Regions from separate parts of the Mus musculus genome. Here region 2 is linked to region 1. A link is a loop called in an ENCODE intact Hi-C map of the cell type or tissue named here. Cell type or tissue: left cerebral cortex. All regions are shown on one strand. Each heading gives the region's core, and the rest is flanking DNA. Links, peaks and the distances in the headings are about the cores only.

Region 1 (8,337 bases), core at 273-8,272:
TAGGCATTCTTTCTGCAGCGGCTGGAAGGGAGGTGATTCAGGTCTTGTGGAAAGATGGGTGGCTCAGATAGGGCCAGTGGTGGCCCTGAAACCCTACAATGAGTTTTAAATGCCTGGTATTTGAGGAATGTAGCTGGGTTTACTGGTGGTGGCAGTGGCAGCAGCATAGGACAAAATGGCGGTCCAAGCCCAGGAACTAGAATGTGTATCTAAGGCCTATGGTCCCAAAGTCCTTCCAATATGGGGTCAATAGTCCTAATATAGGGTTAGATGGTGAAAAGGGAAGATGCAGAAAGGGTGGCCAGAAGAGGCAGAGTATAGATGGTGTAACTTCCAGGGCTCAGAGCTTGTGAGGGTTCACCCACTTGTAGGTACCCTCGTACTGGAAGCCCACTCTCTTCATCAGCTCATCTGCCTCTGTGGGGCCGCGGCTGGGAGGTAAAGGAGAGACATGAGTGACCTTTATCCTTGGTATTCCCACTGCCCTGCTTCATTTGGCTTGGCCCTCTTAGCTCCCATCCTTCCCTTACCTGCCATATACATAGGGGATGGGCTGGGGCTTTTCTCGATCAATCTTGTGCAGCAGTGGTGTGAAGATACGCCAGGCTTCCCTGAGTTCATCACTGAAGGGATACAGTGTAGGATGGAGTGGAGGCACACAGGGACAGAGGGAGAAAACCATCCCTCTTGCCTGTGTTAGGCTGGGGGTCCCTCACCTCCGGACAAAGTGCATCTGGCTCCCACAGAAGACATCCAGGATGAGGCGTTCATAGGCATCAGGGAGCTTCACATTCTGCAGGTTTGGGAAAGGGGGATGTTGCTGATACTACTGTACTCAGCCACCCAGGGCCTCCCTTAGGGCTTTGCCCAGATGGTCCTCCCTGTTGAACCTTGTATCTGTTGCCATAAGTTAGATCCAGCTCCGACTCCTCAGGGTTAAAGAACATGCCAGGCTTCTTGGTCATCATCTTGGTGTATACTGCCTCATTGGGCTGCACACGGATGACCAGCTCATTACGCTTGCACTGTTGGTGGAAGATGTCACCTGCCACGTCTCGGAACTGCAGTCTCACTTCAGCTTTGCGTTCATTCAGGGCTTTGCCACAGCGCAGGATGAAGGGTACCCCTAGAGAGCAGGGATGACCTCAGGGACTGGCTTTCCTATCTTGTGCTGTGTGTATATGAGAGAGAGCTCCTGTGTCTGTGTATATGTGTGAATGTGTACACGTGGAATAAGTAATGACTAGGGTCGTTTCCCACTTGTGGTAGCCCTCCTTCTCCAGCATCCCTTACTACTGAATACCATGTATTCATACCATGATCATAACAAGAAGTGTCTCTTTGTGGGCACATTTAACCCTGCCTTGCTGGAACCTAGAAATTTCACCTACCGTCCCACCGTTCATTCTCCACATAGAGGACAGCTGCTGCAAAAGTGGCAGTGGTGGACCCATGGGGTACTGTGGGGTCATCTAAGTATCCATTGGCAGCTTCTCCTTCTCCATTGGGGTTCCCCACATATTGGCCAAGGACCACGTTGTCAGTTTCCACCTCTGAGATACACTTCAACACTTTGACCTGGGAGAGAACCAATGCAGGTAACAGGGAGGATGTAGGACAAGAGCCCAGTGCCTTGTCATAGAATTACTTGTTATGGGGCATGGCTGCTGGGGACCTGGTGGACATGCCTCCACCTACCTTCTCATCACGGACATCATCTGAACCTGTAGTGGCAGGCTTTTCCATGGCCACCAGACACAACATCTGCAGGAGGTGGTTCTGCATAACATCCCTAGTAGCAGAAGAGGCAGATGCTCTAGTCAAGTGCCATTTCCAGGGTGAGGCCAAGGGGATAACTAAGTTCTAGTTGCCCTAGGATTACCAAACAAGGCTTCCTAGTGACAAACTGGAAAACCTTGGTTCCTTACCCCTAGTGTCTTCCCAGTATCCTAAGACAAGTTAGTAGATACTAATCCTAACCCTTTGGGGTTTGGCTAGATGGGAGTTATACCCTTCATGGCTACCCCCAACAGGTCACTTGAACACTAGCCCTCATAGTGTGAAGATGAGCTGAGTTGGGGTAGGATATGGGTTCTTACCTGATGATCCCAAATTCATCAAAATAGCCCCCACGACCCTCAGTACCAAAGGGCTCTTTAAATGTGAGGATCACACAAGCAATGTTGTCTCGATTCCAGATGGGGCCAAAGATCCTGTTGGCAAACCTGTGGGAGGTTCGTTTAGAGGCTAGCATGAGAGACATTTTGGAAGGGTTCATGAATGGATGCTACATTTGGGATTCCACAGTATAGTGGCTGTATCTGAGCTAAGTACCAAGCTTAGTACCCTGGCCAGCATCTAGGAGGAATTTGACTTTGGGGCAGCAGGGCAGGTGGGGTTCCTTATGTTGCCACCCTTGCCCTGGTTCCCTTCCACCCCATCCCCTATGCACCTCAGCACCATGAGATTCTGGACCATCTCTTTGCCCAGGTAGTGGTCAATGCGGTAGATCTGGTCCTCACGGAAAAGAGAGGAGATGTGGTTCGACAGTTGATTGGAGCTCTGTAGGTCTCTCCCGAAGGGCTTCTCCACGATGATGCGGTTCCAGCCTCTGCTTGGAGCCCCCAATCATGTTATTTCCCAAACCTTTCCCAGGAATAGGCCTATGGCCATGTCATTCTGACCCTCACACCAGGGAGCAGGGCTTTCATCTATTGTATTCTCAGGTGACTCAGGGAAGCTCTGCTGGCTACTATTGATCCTTATCCTGAATAGACAGCATCTTAGAAGCTTCCCTGACAACATGGTAGGGACTGGAACAATTCCAGGGATTTTTCCACCTTGGTGCTAGGGTAGCATGACCTTGGGTGGCCTTGTTCCCCACCTCCCAATGCCAGACCCTTAGAGGGTCAGAAGTGGCCCAGCAGCCAACAGGAAAGAAGGACACAGCTTCCTTACTAGTTTTACTTTAATTAGTCTCATGTATCCAAGGTTGGCCAAGAACTTGTTATGTAGTTAAGAATGACCTTAAATTGCTGCTTCTCCTGTTTCCAGCTCCCAAGAGCTGAGATCACAGGTACTGTGCCATCATGTCTGGCTCCCCTCATTGGTTTTATGTTCTTGAAGTCTTATTGTGTTTCTCAGGTTGTTCTGGAATTCCTGGGTTAAAGGGTACTCCTCCCTCATCCCTTCAGTAGCAGGGACTATCGTCATCGCCCAACGCAACTGACTTTAATTGAGTTTACTTATTTTTTAAACTAGCTTTTATTTGTTTTTTTGAGACATATTCTTACTATGAAGACTAGAATGACTTCAAATTCAGTACGTATGTAGCCCAGGCTGGCCTTGACAACATAATAATCCTCCTGCCTCCTGAGTACTGGAATCACAACTGTGTGTCACTACACCCAGCTAAATTTTTTTTTTTTTTGGTTTGAGACAGTCTCACTCTGTATTACAGGTTAGCCTTGAACTCCAAGCAATCCTCTTGCTTCAATCTCCATCATACTGAAATTATTTATGTGTCACCTTGCCCAGATTTCCATAGATTTTAAAAGACCAGGTTTCTTTCTTTGACACTCAGAGTGCTAAACTTGTTTTCTAAATTCAGGAGGAAGAGAAAGATGGTTTGCAGTCAGCAGTGCTCTCTTATGAAACAACACTGCCACCTTGTGGATCTGCTGAGGATTGGGGGTGGGGGAAGGAATTCTCACAATGAGCATCTGTTCTGTGGAGCAACACTGTCATCTTATGGTCCTGGTGGGAAATGTTGCAAGGGGCCACTATTTTGTAGTGAGAGCCTTGGAAGGTAGAAGCTGCCCAGTGTGTGTGTATAGCCTGTTCCTTTTTTTTTGGGGGGGGGGGTATGCTATTCCATATGGACAACACACTAGGGGCATTCATCTTTTCAACTTGCATAGACTGGCTTGACCTGGGGGCTATTTAGAGTAGCAGAAACAGGAACAAACAGACAGGAGTGAAGAAAGACAGGTCTTACGTCTGACTCATGCAGGTCTCTTGAATGTTCTTGGTGACTGCTTCATAGACTGTGGGGGGCAAGGCCAGGTAGAATAGACGGTTGGCCTGCATCCCCTGGTGCAGGGCATTCATGTGGCTGTTGAGGTGCTTATAGGAGGCTGCATCATCATACTGGCCAGCTACATAGGAATTACGGGCAAAGAACTCCTCCAGCTTAGGTCTTTCTTCTGGAGTGGCCTGGGGATACACAGATGAATGTCAACTTCTACTTTTCTCAAGAGTCTACAGTTGTTCTGCCCTAAAGGAATAGAAGATCTCTTTCTCTCTCTGTGCCTACCCCCCTCACTCTCTCAACAATTTCTTGTTCCACAGGTAAGGCGGGTTTTCCTTGAGTCCCTGTCATTGCTCTACAAGCACAGGAGTTTACTTTATCATGGTAACTTTGTGTACCCACAGGCAGAGGGCTAAGGCACATAGCAGGAATATATGCAGGTGGGGCAAATCACTGGCACATTTTTATGTATCCTTGGGGCCCTCATACCTAGAGTAGAAACTGGATTTCAGGAAAGTCTAACCTGAGAAAAAAGAATGATGGAGAAGGTTGTCTCTTCAAAATTACTACAGTAAACTATAGGTGGTGAGAAAATGTCAACATAGTGCAATTACTGTAGAAAAGAGGTACTTGGAAGGGTCCTTTCATCCAGCTACTGGCATGATCCAGTGTGGTACCAGAGCATAGCAGGATGAAGCCAGAGTGGAGCTAGGAGACAGATATGAGGTTGAAGGGACCTTCTTCCTGTCTTTGTTCAAAGGTCAGGAAGAATGTGGCACAATTAAGTAGACACAACTTTTGTGTGGTTGGCAAGGGAAAGCAAGGATGTGAGGTGTCAGAGATTGAGTGTTCTGGGTGGCCCTGCCTGTTAATAAGTCAAATGAGAAAGGAGGGAACTATTGCTTATGATGGAAATGGGGACATGTCTTCTCAAGGGATGCCTGGAGCTAGTCTTGCTGTGGAGTAGAAGAAAGGGCAGCACAAGGCTCCAGGATCCAATGTCACACTCACTTTAAAGAAGGGCTCACTCTGCTTTCGGATGTCGTCCACTGTGAGTCGTGAGCGGGCATAGCCCACAATGAAGGTATCTTCAGGTAGAAGGCCATCCCGGAACAGCCACCTGAGGGTACAATACAGCTGTTTTCAGACTGGCTAGGGAAGGCCAAGGCCTGTACCTGGTAGAGAGTATTTTGGGGGGTAGTGTAGAAATATTACCTACCAGATGGTAGGATAGATCTTCTTCTTGGCCAGGTCACCCTGCAGAAGAAGAAACATGTCAGAAAGAGCTGACACGACCTAGATCATTCCCCACCAGTGGTGATCTTAGTCCTCATTTGGGGTTACCACTCAGCTAGAAATATATCTACTATGCCCTCCCCATATATATCAGAGGATCTCTGAGACTTAAGCCTCTACCAGCCTTGTACCAATACAGATGAGTAGATGACACTGCTGGGTTCAAGATGAAACCCTAGACATCGAATTCATTAGAGCTTAAGGATGATAAAGGCAGCACATAAAAGAAAGACAAAACCTGTGAGGTAAGGCCTCAGATGTCACCGGAGCTAGAAGGCAATGAGATGGTCATTCAATTTGGAAAGTTAGAAAAATAATGGCAGGAAAAGTTTGATGATGCAGAATGAAGTCTTGTCTCTGTAACAAAGGCCAGATTTGGTGGTAATATATTCTCCCAATATTGAGGGAGATACTGTTTCAAAATCACCTCTTCTAAATCAGAATTAAAAAAAAAATAAGGTAGCAGTGAAAAAATTCAATGGAAAAATTGGGCTGGAGAAGATGCTCAGTGATTTTGGAGTAGGCAAGGGTTCTGATTTCCACCCCCACCCTACAAAAACAAACAGAGTAGAAAACTAACAAAAGAGCGCTAGAGGAGAGCTGTGAATTGCTATTTTCTTGATATGACAGGGCTGTGGTACACATGAAGCCACAGTAGCTGTAGTTGCCTGCATGAGATCAAGTTGGCCAGCATGCTGAGTGTGTGTAGTTCACAAGCTGCTACCCCTAGCTAAGGATCTGTTGGAAGATCCACTTCCCATCAGTGGCTGCTAGGGAATATAATTTTTCTTCATGGCCCCTTGGTAATTGCTCAAGGAGTGGATGATGGTTCCATGCTCATGAGAATGTAGGAAGCAATTATTGTACTTAATGGGTTATAACAAAAATAAAAATTGGGTGGGGGATCGGGGAGGTTGTCCAGAGGGGTTGAGAGAGAGAGAATGGAGGGTAGATATGCTTTAAATGCATTGTATACATGTATGAAATTCTCAAAGAATAAATTAAGAGCTATTAAAAAAAACAAGCCAAAATAAAACCAACTTCCCCAAACATCAAACCAAACTAAACAACCAAAACAAGAAAGAAAAGCTGGGCTTCGTGGCACAGGTCTATAATCCCAGTACTTGGGTAGTTGGAGCAGGAGGATCTGGACTTCAAAGTCAGCCTTAGGTATACACCATAAGACCCTTTCCCTATCTCAAACACTACCACCACCACCAAAATCCAAAACAAAACCCAACCCAGCCTAACAAAACCCTAACAAGTTAGAATGAGACAGAGAATTTTGTTTATTTTTTTCAAGATAGAGTTTCTCTGTATAGTCCTGGCTGTCTTCAAATTCATCCTGTAGACAAGGTTGAGCTTAAACTCACAGATATCCACCTGCCTCTGCTTCCGGAGTGCTGGGATTAAATGTGTGTGCCACTACAGCCTAGCTGAGACACAGAATTAAAAATTTTTTTAATTTTATTTTTTTAAGACAGGGCCTTGCCATGTAACCAATGTTGGTACCGTCCACCCTCCATCCCCAAGTCTGGTTTTCTTTGTGTAGCTCTGGTTATCCTGGAAGTTCTGTAGACCAGGCTAGCCTCAAACTCAAGAGAGCTCTACCTGCCTCTGTCTTCCAGTGCTGGGAATAAAGGCCCAGGTTGGTCTTAAATTCAGTATGTAGTCCTGGCTGGCCTCAAACTACAGACAACCCTCTTGTTTCTTTGTAGTGGGATTACAAATGTGTGCCACCATATTCAGCAAGATGGAAAAATGTCTTTAAAAAAAAAAAAAGATCCAACCTAGGATATAATGGAGGAATGGACCTAAGGGGTGGCAATGTACAAAGACAACTCCTGGCCTGAAAAGCATTGCTAATGGCTTCTACCAGAGTCAAGGAAGAGTGAATTCCACTCTGAAGTAAATTTCCCCTGAAGACAGAATAAAGAGGAATACTTCTAAGGGCACTTTGAGAACTTTAGTTCTACAACTTGATGACAAAGGCTGATGTAAAACTCGATTGATTGATTGATTGTTTATTGAGTCAGAGTTTTTCTATATAGTCCTGTAACTCATTTGTCAGCTGGCCTGGCTGTACAGATGAACTGCAGGTTCAATGAGGGTTCCTGTCTCAAAGAATAAAGGTAGCGAGAGCAATGACAAAATCAATCACTGAAAATCACATTAAAAGATTTAAAAATGGGCTGAAGAGATGCTCAGTATTAAGAGACTTGCTGGTTTTGTACAGCGTCCCAAGTTTGGTTTTCAGCATCCATATCAGGCAGCTCACAACTGCTTGTAACTTCAGTTCCAGGGAATTTAATGACATCTTCTGGCCTTTGTGGGTATCCATACACATGTGGCTGACTGGCTGGCAGACAGACACATAAATAAAAAACCATAAATCTTAAAAAAAAATTAGCCAGGTAGTGGTGGTACATGCCTTTAATCTCAGTACTTGGAAGGCAGATGCAGGCGGATCTCTAAGTTTATAGCCAGCCTAGTCCACAGAATGAGTTCCAGGTCAGCTAAGGCTATACAAAGAAACCAAGTCTACAAACAAAAACAAAAACCAATACCCCTCAAAAGAAATTAAATGAAAAATTCTGAAAAAACCATTGTGTGTGTATGGCGCTGGTGACTGAACTCAGGAAATCAAGCATGTTAGGCAAGTGCTCAACTACTGGACTATAGTCCCGTCCTGGCTAGTTTTATGTTAACTTGATACAAGCTAGAGTCACCAGAAAGGAGGCGGCCTCAATTGAGAAAATACTCTCATAAGATCAGCCTGTAGGCAAGCCTGTGGGACATTTTTAAGTGATTGATGTGGGAGGGCCCAGCCCATTGTGGGTGGTACCAACCTTGACTGATGGTCCTGGGTTCTATAAGAAAACAGGCTGAACAAGCCAGTAAGAAATATCCCTCGACGGGCGTGGTGGCGCACGCCTTTAATCCCAGCACTCGGGAGGCAGAGGCAGGTGGATTTCTGAGTTCGAGGCCAGCCTGGTCTACAAAGTGAGCTC
Region 2 (8,337 bases), core at 198-8,197, 1.4 Mb before region 1:
TTGCCTAGAGTCCACTGGAACTTGGATTGGCTCTGATCACAATAATTTAGAGAGGCAAAGATTTCTGCTCCCAAGTCATCTAAATTACACGAGGTCACAGCCTAATGAACGTGCTGAAACAGGCATTGGTGCAGGAAAAAAAAAAAAAGGTGAGATGCCAGTGCTTCCCACCGCCATTACCAGTACCACATCCTTTGCCCATGCATGTTTTACTTCTTGTTGGATTTTCTTCTTCTCCAGACTTAGCCACTACTGAACCCCCATCATTGACTCTCCAATTCCTGCAGAACAAATCCAAGTCCCTAACTCATAGCTATAGGCCCATCCCTCAGCAAGGAATGGCCTCGGGTACAATGAATGTGTGGGGAAGGCAGAAAAACAAAAAACAATAACAGACTAATGAATGACCTAATAATAGAGGAATCTCTGCCTTCTTACAAAGTCTGCCTTCCCCACATACTCATCTGCATAAGTAGCCTTTGTCTCCAGGGATGCCTCTGTTTTAGTTTGGAACCATGTTGGAATTGGTAGAACTGTCACTTTTTTTATTATTATTATTGTTGGTCTGAAGAGAGCTGAAACTGCTGAAGGGCCAGCCCATCCTCATGACCTCCTGAAGTCCACCCCACGTGGATCCATCCCTTGAGGACACTTTTCTAGGTGCTTTCCCAGCTGGTTCTCCCAGCAGCAGGTTCATTTTCTCACTAATCTACCTAGTTGCAGCGGGTGCCTGGAGACAGATAAAGTAGGCCCCACCTCGGTAATCTCTGTTTTGAAGAGGTCTGGGAAAGGCCATTAGGCCAGGGACTCGGTTCTTTGAGTTGCTACTAATGTAACTTTTTGCTATCTTTGCAGGCATCAGAAAGATCTTTCCCAAATAAACCACAATGTGTTTATCCCCCTCTTTCAACTTCTCAATGGCTCTCTACTTCCTTGAAATTAAGCCGAAACCCCTGTCTCTAGCTCCTATAGTTCTGCATGGCAGTGGGGACTCCCTATCCAGCCTTTTCTTTCTCCTGTACCACAGTGCTGCAAACTGTTTCAGAGTGCTATTGGCTATTGTAGAAGACATCTGATCTAGTCTGGCTCTGGTGGCTTTCTTTTGGACTGTTCATTGGCATCATCCTTCCATTTGTTTTACATGAAGCTAAACCTTAAACTCATTTGCAAAATAACATGAAGTATCTTTCTAGATTTGTAGGATTTAGTGCAGTCTGTTACAGTTATCTCACTTATACTAGTTTGAAGTTTGATTTTGTATGTATATGTGGGTGTACATGTGTATGCATGTCTGTGTGTATGTTCACATGGGTATGCTCCTGTGTGTGTGTGTGTGTGTGTTTATGTGTGTCTGTGTGTTTGTGTATGCGCATGTGTGTCAAGACCAGAGATCAACTTCTAGTGTCATTCCTTAGGCACCATACATCGTGTTTTGTGAGACAGGATCTCTTATCAGGACCTAGGATTTAACATGTTCCAAAGCATAGAGTAGTTGAAGACTAATGAGTGAGGAGACTGGATCAGGGCCGTGTTCCATATAATGAAATTTTATCAGGTTTTAATCCAAAGAAGAACGGCTGTGGTTTATAGACTTAAAGATGAATAGGTATTTGAATTTTAACACCACACTACAGTCACCTTTTACATTAAATCATATGCTGGGAGGTGGTGTGGAAAATGGATCTGTAAGCTACAGGCCTTGTTATGCACCTTTTTTTTTCTTTTAAATTTTACTAACGATTAGAACTGAGGAAAATAATAGCTGATGATAGCTACAGTATGTTGTTTTTATGTACTTTACAGTTGCCTCAATAACCCTGTGAGATGGGTAAATGGGGAAACAAACAGGTTAAGTGATTTATCCAAAACCATACCCGTGGTAGCTGAGAGCTAATGAACAGCCTCAAGGAGAAACCTTCTGAGAAACTTGAGCAAGCTAGTTGATGAAATGTGTTTGAAGGCTAATGTCTCCTTCCAGCTGGTGTACTTAATCTGGTGTTATTCCCCAAGCCAAGAAAGATTTCTGATTGTGCAATTTGATAGAGGAGAAAACTTGGGTCCACACATGTGATGAGCAAATAGGAATAAACTCTAAATCTGCCCTACTGCAGAGCTCAGGCCCAGATAGTAACATTGCTCTAATATTTACCCGTTTGAAAAATCAAAGCAAACATTTCTGATGACACTGTTTAATAACTGGCTATGTTTGGATTGTTTTTTTTCCCATTTAAATTAAAAAAATTATATGTATAAGTGTTTTGCCTGCACATGTATGTTTTTGCACACCACCCATTTGCCACGTCAGTGGTGGCCAGTAGAGAGAGGACAGTGGATCCTCGGAGACTAGAGTTAGAGATTGTTTCTAGCTGTATGTGGGTGCTTGTAATAAAACTTAAGATTTCTAAAGAGTACACACTGCTCTTAACTGCTGAACCATCTTTCTAGCCCTTCATCTGGGGAAATATTAATAACAAGAGTTCTTGAGATTTTTGTTTAATTTCCTGAAGGTATGTCTCCAGCGTTTTTCTTAAGCATTTCAATTTCCTCTCTTCTCCAGTATACACTGGAGATGGCAGCTCTCAATCAGAGGTTTGTCCTGCCCACCCCTACCCTCTTGCGTCATACAGTAGTAACCGAAGATTTTTTGGGTTGCCACAACCGAGGGTGGCTTCTAAAGGCTAAAAATCATGGATGCTGCTAAACGACCTATAGTGACAGGTGATATTAGTGCCTCATTCTCAACACACACAGTATTATTATCCAGACAAAAACGTTAATATTAATATTGACAAGCCTTGCTCTAGCAACTTATGTTCACTTGGGGGAACACACACACACTGAGGAGTGTGTCAGCATAGATCTAGTCAGACTGCCGCAGACAGGCACCACGAATACGGACGCATGCACCCGTGACTGCAGCAGATTTCTGTTGCGCAGGCAGATTTGGATCGCTCCTGCGGGGGGGGGGCGGGGAGGGAAGGGGGGAGGGGGCGCATGCGCATGAGTAAGCTAGCCAGCTCCAGGGTAAGAATACACCTACTCGCGCGGCCATTTCCTGCAGCCGCTAGCTCAGGCTGAGGTGCCCGCTATGAAAGGAGAGTACAAAATGGCTGCTCCAGAGACCAGCTTCTAAGGGGCTCCTCCTGAGGCAGTGCTAGCTCCAGCCACGAGATGGCGCTGGAGGATCACAAATGGTCCCTGTTGCGCCAGTGCACTCCCGTTACCCATCCCCCTACTAGTAATGTCAGAGGGCGGTTGACTACAGTAGCCTACTTAGGAGTGACCAAACCCAAGGATAGTCCCCTTTCCTTTGATAAACAGTGGTTGATGGGCTTGAGGACAGACCCAGGTGACAAAGTTAATGTAAATGTCAGAAGCCTTAGGAGCTTTACCCAGTGTTCATTTGATTGTGCAAAGTGGACTAAATGCAGGGATTCTTGAGCTTGAATTTAAGCCCAAGGTAACTTTATGGGACCCTTGGATCACTCAGCTCTTACATGAACAATAATGGAAATAGTTTCCACCATAGACAGTTCAAAGAGTTAAATGGGTTTACATATGTAAAGCATGCAGGACACTGAGGAGTGTGTACAAAATATTATCAAATGCTACATTTATTCTTTATTTTATTTTATTTTATTTTACTTTTAATTTATTTTTTACACTCCATGTTCCATTCCCTGCTCCCCCCATCCACCCTCCAACTGCTCCATATCCCATACCTCCTCCCCACCCCACTCTGTCTCCACGTGGATGTCTCTACCCCACCCCACCTGAGCTCTAAACTCCCTGGGGCCTCCAGTCTCTTGAGGGTTAGGTGCATCATCTCTGAATGAACACAGACCTGGAAGTTCTCTGCTGTATGTGTGTTGGGGGCCTCATATCAGCTGGTGTATGTTGCCTGTTTGGTGGTCCAGTGTCTGAGAGATCTTGGAGGTCCAGATTAATTGAGACTTGCTGGTCCTCCTACAGGATCGCTCTTCTCCTCAGCTTCTTTCAGCCTTCCCTAATTCAACAACAGGGGACAGCTGCTTCTGTCCATTGGTTGGGTGCAAATATCTGCATCTGACTCAGCTGCTTGTTGGGTCCTTCGGAGGGCAGTCATGATAGGTCCCTTTTTGTGAGTGCTCCATAGCCTCAGTAATCAAATGCTACCTTTATAAAACCTTCAAGATAGATAAAGTTCTGCCAATTTTTTTTTTTGTTGTTTATTCAGTCATTTGATAGCACACCGTCTTACCTTTTTCCTTCAAAGTTTTGGTATCACATGTTAAATCTAAGACTTAGATTGTTTTCTTCTTTGTTGTGTTGCAAGTGTGGATTTTTTCTAGTTTGTATTTGACACACGAAGGTGAGTGTTAGACATGTACTCAGTGCTGGCAACTGTGGTCAGGCAGCAGATTACATTGCGTAGAAAGTGGCATTGTCTTCTTGTGCAGTATGTAGTTAGGTCAAAAATTGGCAGTGGTTGCCTTAAGCTACCAGAGTCTGTGAAGGCTTCAGAGAATTCAACAGATATCACATCCTATGGGCCTCCTTCTCTCTCCCCACTCCAGTTTAGCAGTAGCTGAGGCCGAGTGGCAAGAAATTAAGATACTCCCTTCAGGATGTTATAGTGCACAGAAAGGCATCCTGTGAGGGTTTGACCAATATCTTTTTCATGACCTATAAAGGTTACAGCTGAAACTGCAGTTGCCCTGCTTCAAGGCCCAGGGTTTCCCCATATTGCCCTGCCTCCGAGCGGCTCTTTCTGAAGAACCTTGCCTCTGTTTACTCAGCACTACTTCCTGGCAGAGCTGGAACCAGCAGAGGAGTTTAGTATCCTCTTACCTGAGGCTGAAAACTTCAATTAGTTTTACAACCTAGTCCCTGAAAAGCATGGCCATCGCACATTCTTTTTGTTCTGCCAGCTTAGAGCCTCCCAGGGATGGTAGTCACTGATAATGGGTTTTTATTCTGTCCTTACCTCAGGAGTTCCCAGAGCACTGCAGGGAGGTTCTAAGATGATAAAATAAAGAGACAGGAGTAGTGATGAGAGATGAGTGCAACACCTTCTACTGTCTTTCCTGTGGCCCCCACCTTTGAGAGGACATTGCAGACAAACTGAGGAAGACATACCCTCCTCGATGGCCTCAGATGTAGCTCGAGCTGTTTATGTCAGTGCGGTAGCTTGTTTTTCTTACTCCAGGCCACTGCCTGGGTTCTCTGAATGTGCTCAGAATGTTGATACCCTGGTCCTGGGGCGGTGTTGACTGCTTTCTCGGGTTTGAGATGTTGGAATGGGACTGTGATCAACATAAGAAGTCTGCATGTTTCTTGGTGCATGAGGCAAGAGGCAAGTCTGTTTCCCAGAGCGTACATGGTAAGCTGCTAGGTTTGCTGAGGACTACTTTTCTTTATCCAGTGGTGGTGTCAAAGTATGACAGGGAGCATGAGTGACACGGACTGTGGGGAAGAGAGAAATGGAATGAAAAAGACAAGGAAGGACCACGCTTAAGAAAGCAAAAGAGAGAGTGAAGACAGTTTGTGTGTGTGTGTGTGTGTGTGTGTGTGTGTGTGTGTGTCTGCACGGGAATGATGGATACTGTGACTGTAACGAAAGGTAACTGTGAAGTATGGGCAGATTTTCAAACCTCCGCTCTCATTTGTGGTTCGGAGATTTTAAAGGGTACATAAAATCAATGACATAAAATTAGAAATGGAAATATCTAGGGGAACAAAGGGAATTAGTTGGAGGTGTGTGTAAAATGAGAGTCAAGGTATATGGGGGAAATATGTTCAGTGTACAAAATGCTTGTTTTAAATTGTCCTTATGTAACATAACACAGTGTACCAGGTACAATAAGAGACACAACAAAAACATTTTAAAATAAATTTTTACAAGAACAGCCTACGGATGCAGGAGAAAGTTCTGTGGTGTTTGGGGGAGTGAGGTTGAACTTAGGTTTGAAGGCTAAGGAAGATTTCCCCCAAACGACATGCTAATGAAGGCATTGCAGATTGAGGAAACCAGAGACCCGTCAAAGAGAGGTATATGGTGAGTGTCTTAGGGTTTTACTGCTGTGAACAGGCACCATGACCAAGGCAACTCTTATAAGGACAGCATTTAATTGGGGCTGGCTTACAGGTTCAGAAGTTCAGCCCATTATCATCAAGGTGGGAGCATGGCAGCATCCAGGCAGGCACAGTGCAAGAGGAACTGAGAATTCTACATCTTCATTTGAAGGTTGATAGTGGAAGACTGACTTCCAGGCAGCTAGGATGAGGGTCTTAAAGCGCACACCCACAGTGACACACCTACTCCAACAAGGCCACAGCTCCTACTAGTGCCACTCCCTGGGCTGAGCATATACAAACCATCACAGTGAGTGTAAATTTAGAGTGACTATAGGAAAGAAAAGCTAATTGGTGCCCTTGCCAGGAAGCCCTGAAAGGAAACTAAGCAGTCACTTACTCATGAGCTGGTGACTGCAAACTATATTCTGAAGAGCTGAAGGACCAGCGATGCTTTTCAATTAGGAGAGGAGTTCAAGAGGAGTTGCAGGACTGTCAGGCCAGGGAGGTGCACAGCAGCACGAGGCAGGTGGCTTGTACCGAACCTGCGGCTCAGACTGAGAGTGACCTGATAAGGCTGCAAGGGTTGCTGACTTTAACTAAAGACAATAGTGATGGAAAAGTAGTACCCAGGGATGCTTCCATATTTCTGTTTGGGGTGACAGGCTGGATGTTGAAAGGAACTAGCTGAGGATGAGGAAGTTAGAGGAGATGCTGTGCAGATGTGACAATATTAAGGTCATTGGGCCATGTTGACTCTGAAGCGCCTGTAGGAGACCTAGGTGACAAGAAGCCCACTAGGTTAGAGTTGAGTTAAGATCTGACCACTGACTAGAGACCTGAGGGTTGTCAGTTTATAGATGACAAGTGAGAGGAGGGTATAAGAGCAGTCTGGAAGCCAGTGCATAGATACATCCCTGAGGGACTGGTGCATGAAGAAGGAACATAACTCTTTCTCTAAACCAGGAACATGCTTGGCATAAGCCATGAGCTTGTGCAAGACCTCCTGACCCCAACTCTCCAATTTTCTTTATCTTCTCAATTGTTGGTGGTTTAACTTAGGACACTTTCAAAACTGCTTGCTTTCTGGGAATTGGGGGGCTGCTTGCCTCTTGAGATGGGTCTCCCAGTGCCCTTGGGAAGTAACATTCAGATTCCAGAGGTCAGCAAGGGTCAAGCCTCTGCTCTTCTCTGTATATGATATACAATATTCATTCTTTCTCAGCACTCCAGATTCTTGTGAGGAGAACAATGCAGCCCCCAAGATCATCAAGGAAATACCTGGCACCCTACAAGATGGACAAAGTGACCCAACTGTGGCTTCTCAGCAACTTGCAGATCTCAGCATCCTAGAGCCACAGGGTAGCCCCAGTGGAGCCGAGCAGCAAATCAAAGCCGAGGACTGTACTAACATGTAAGAGCCCACACTACCTTCTTACTGCCCCGTCGCAGCTGTCAGGGGCCACGATCTAGGAAAAACACTTACGGCACTTACAGCACAAGCCTATTTCTCTTCGCAGCTATGAGAGGCTAAAAAGCAGAAGGATTTGAGTGCAGGTGGTCTCTTGGAGTCATTTGAATGAGAGCACCATGTTATCCACCAACCAGTTGAAGTGGGAAAACTGATGTGGGTTGGAGTTACGGATATGGGGTGTTTTACAACCCTATTCATGGGGTTGTAAGGTCTGAGAAAAGTAGAGCCTGCTATGAATGAGGTTATTATAGTATTGCCATCACTAAAGCTGCCAGTTGGATGAGTTCTTTCACTGTTACTACTACCAGGATGGCCAGAGAAGGCACCAGTGAGTCAATAATTGACCTCTGTGGTGCTGACCTAGGCGTGTGTGGCAACTGAAATAGGCTAACAGCAGGAGTTTGAGGAAACAAGGGTCATACGTTTTCTGTGAGAGTCCAAAAGACCAGGGGGTAAAGCAGTAGGAAATAGTGTTTCCCCTTCCACTCTTCTGAGAGCAACTCAGGCCTCCCACCGTGTGAGCCTTCTGACTCCTAGCCTCAGAAGTGCAGGGCCTGTTCACACCAAGGATGCTTATATAATATTTTCTCAAATTATAGTATGATTGTTCTCCGTTCTATTCTGTCAATTTTTATTTATAAATAAAATCCATTAGAGGCTAGGATTAAATCAGCAATCCTCCGTACTCTGTAACTTTCATTTTTTACGGCTTACTCTAATGATGGTTTTTAAATACTTTAGCCTCTCTTTTAGCCCACCATCCACCAGAGGTAGTGGGAAAGAAAGGATATTGAAAATAATAGATTTAT

The links. A loop is a pair of places that touch in the nucleus more often than their neighbours do. Peaks named below come from ENCODE experiments on the same cell type or tissue, not always from the same donor. Only the 100,000 strongest peaks of a DNase experiment are listed, where the experiment ranks them.
Region 2: a loop joins it to region 1, with 3 times the contacts of the local background. A loop is called at or near these places in 5 of 42 quality-filtered maps.

What each region holds. Positions count from the first base shown.
Region 1 is chrX:74,409,867-74,418,203 of GRCm38, forward strand. G6pdx (glucose-6-phosphate dehydrogenase X-linked) reads right to left here. Exons shown (of 13, transcript NM_008062.3): 3 at 5,250-5,287; 4 at 5,042-5,150; 5 at 3,998-4,215; 6 at 2,453-2,611; 7 at 2,100-2,225; 8 at 1,699-1,792; 9 at 1,392-1,578; 10 at 891-1,126; 11 at 717-793; 12 at 531-623; 13 at 1-431. The coding sequence ends at 341. It also overlaps a transcript of Ikbkg not described here. Among named protein-coding and RNA genes, the nearest start is that of G6pdx, 15 kb to the right of the region's middle. In left cerebral cortex, for the core only: a CTCF peak has its summit at 3,689 (motif pointing left); a DNase peak (open chromatin) is centred at 3,686.
Region 2 is chrX:73,005,161-73,013,497 of GRCm38, forward strand. It overlaps Zfp185 (zinc finger protein 185), which reads left to right. Exons shown (of 19, transcript NM_009549.3): 13 at 7,280-7,468. Among named protein-coding and RNA genes, the nearest start is that of Mir2137, 17 kb to the left of the region's middle. In left cerebral cortex, for the core only: a CTCF peak has its summit at 3,163 (motif pointing right); DNase peaks (open chromatin) are centred at 2,666, 3,108 and 3,948; H3K4me3 peaks cover 623 bases; H3K27ac peaks cover 615 bases.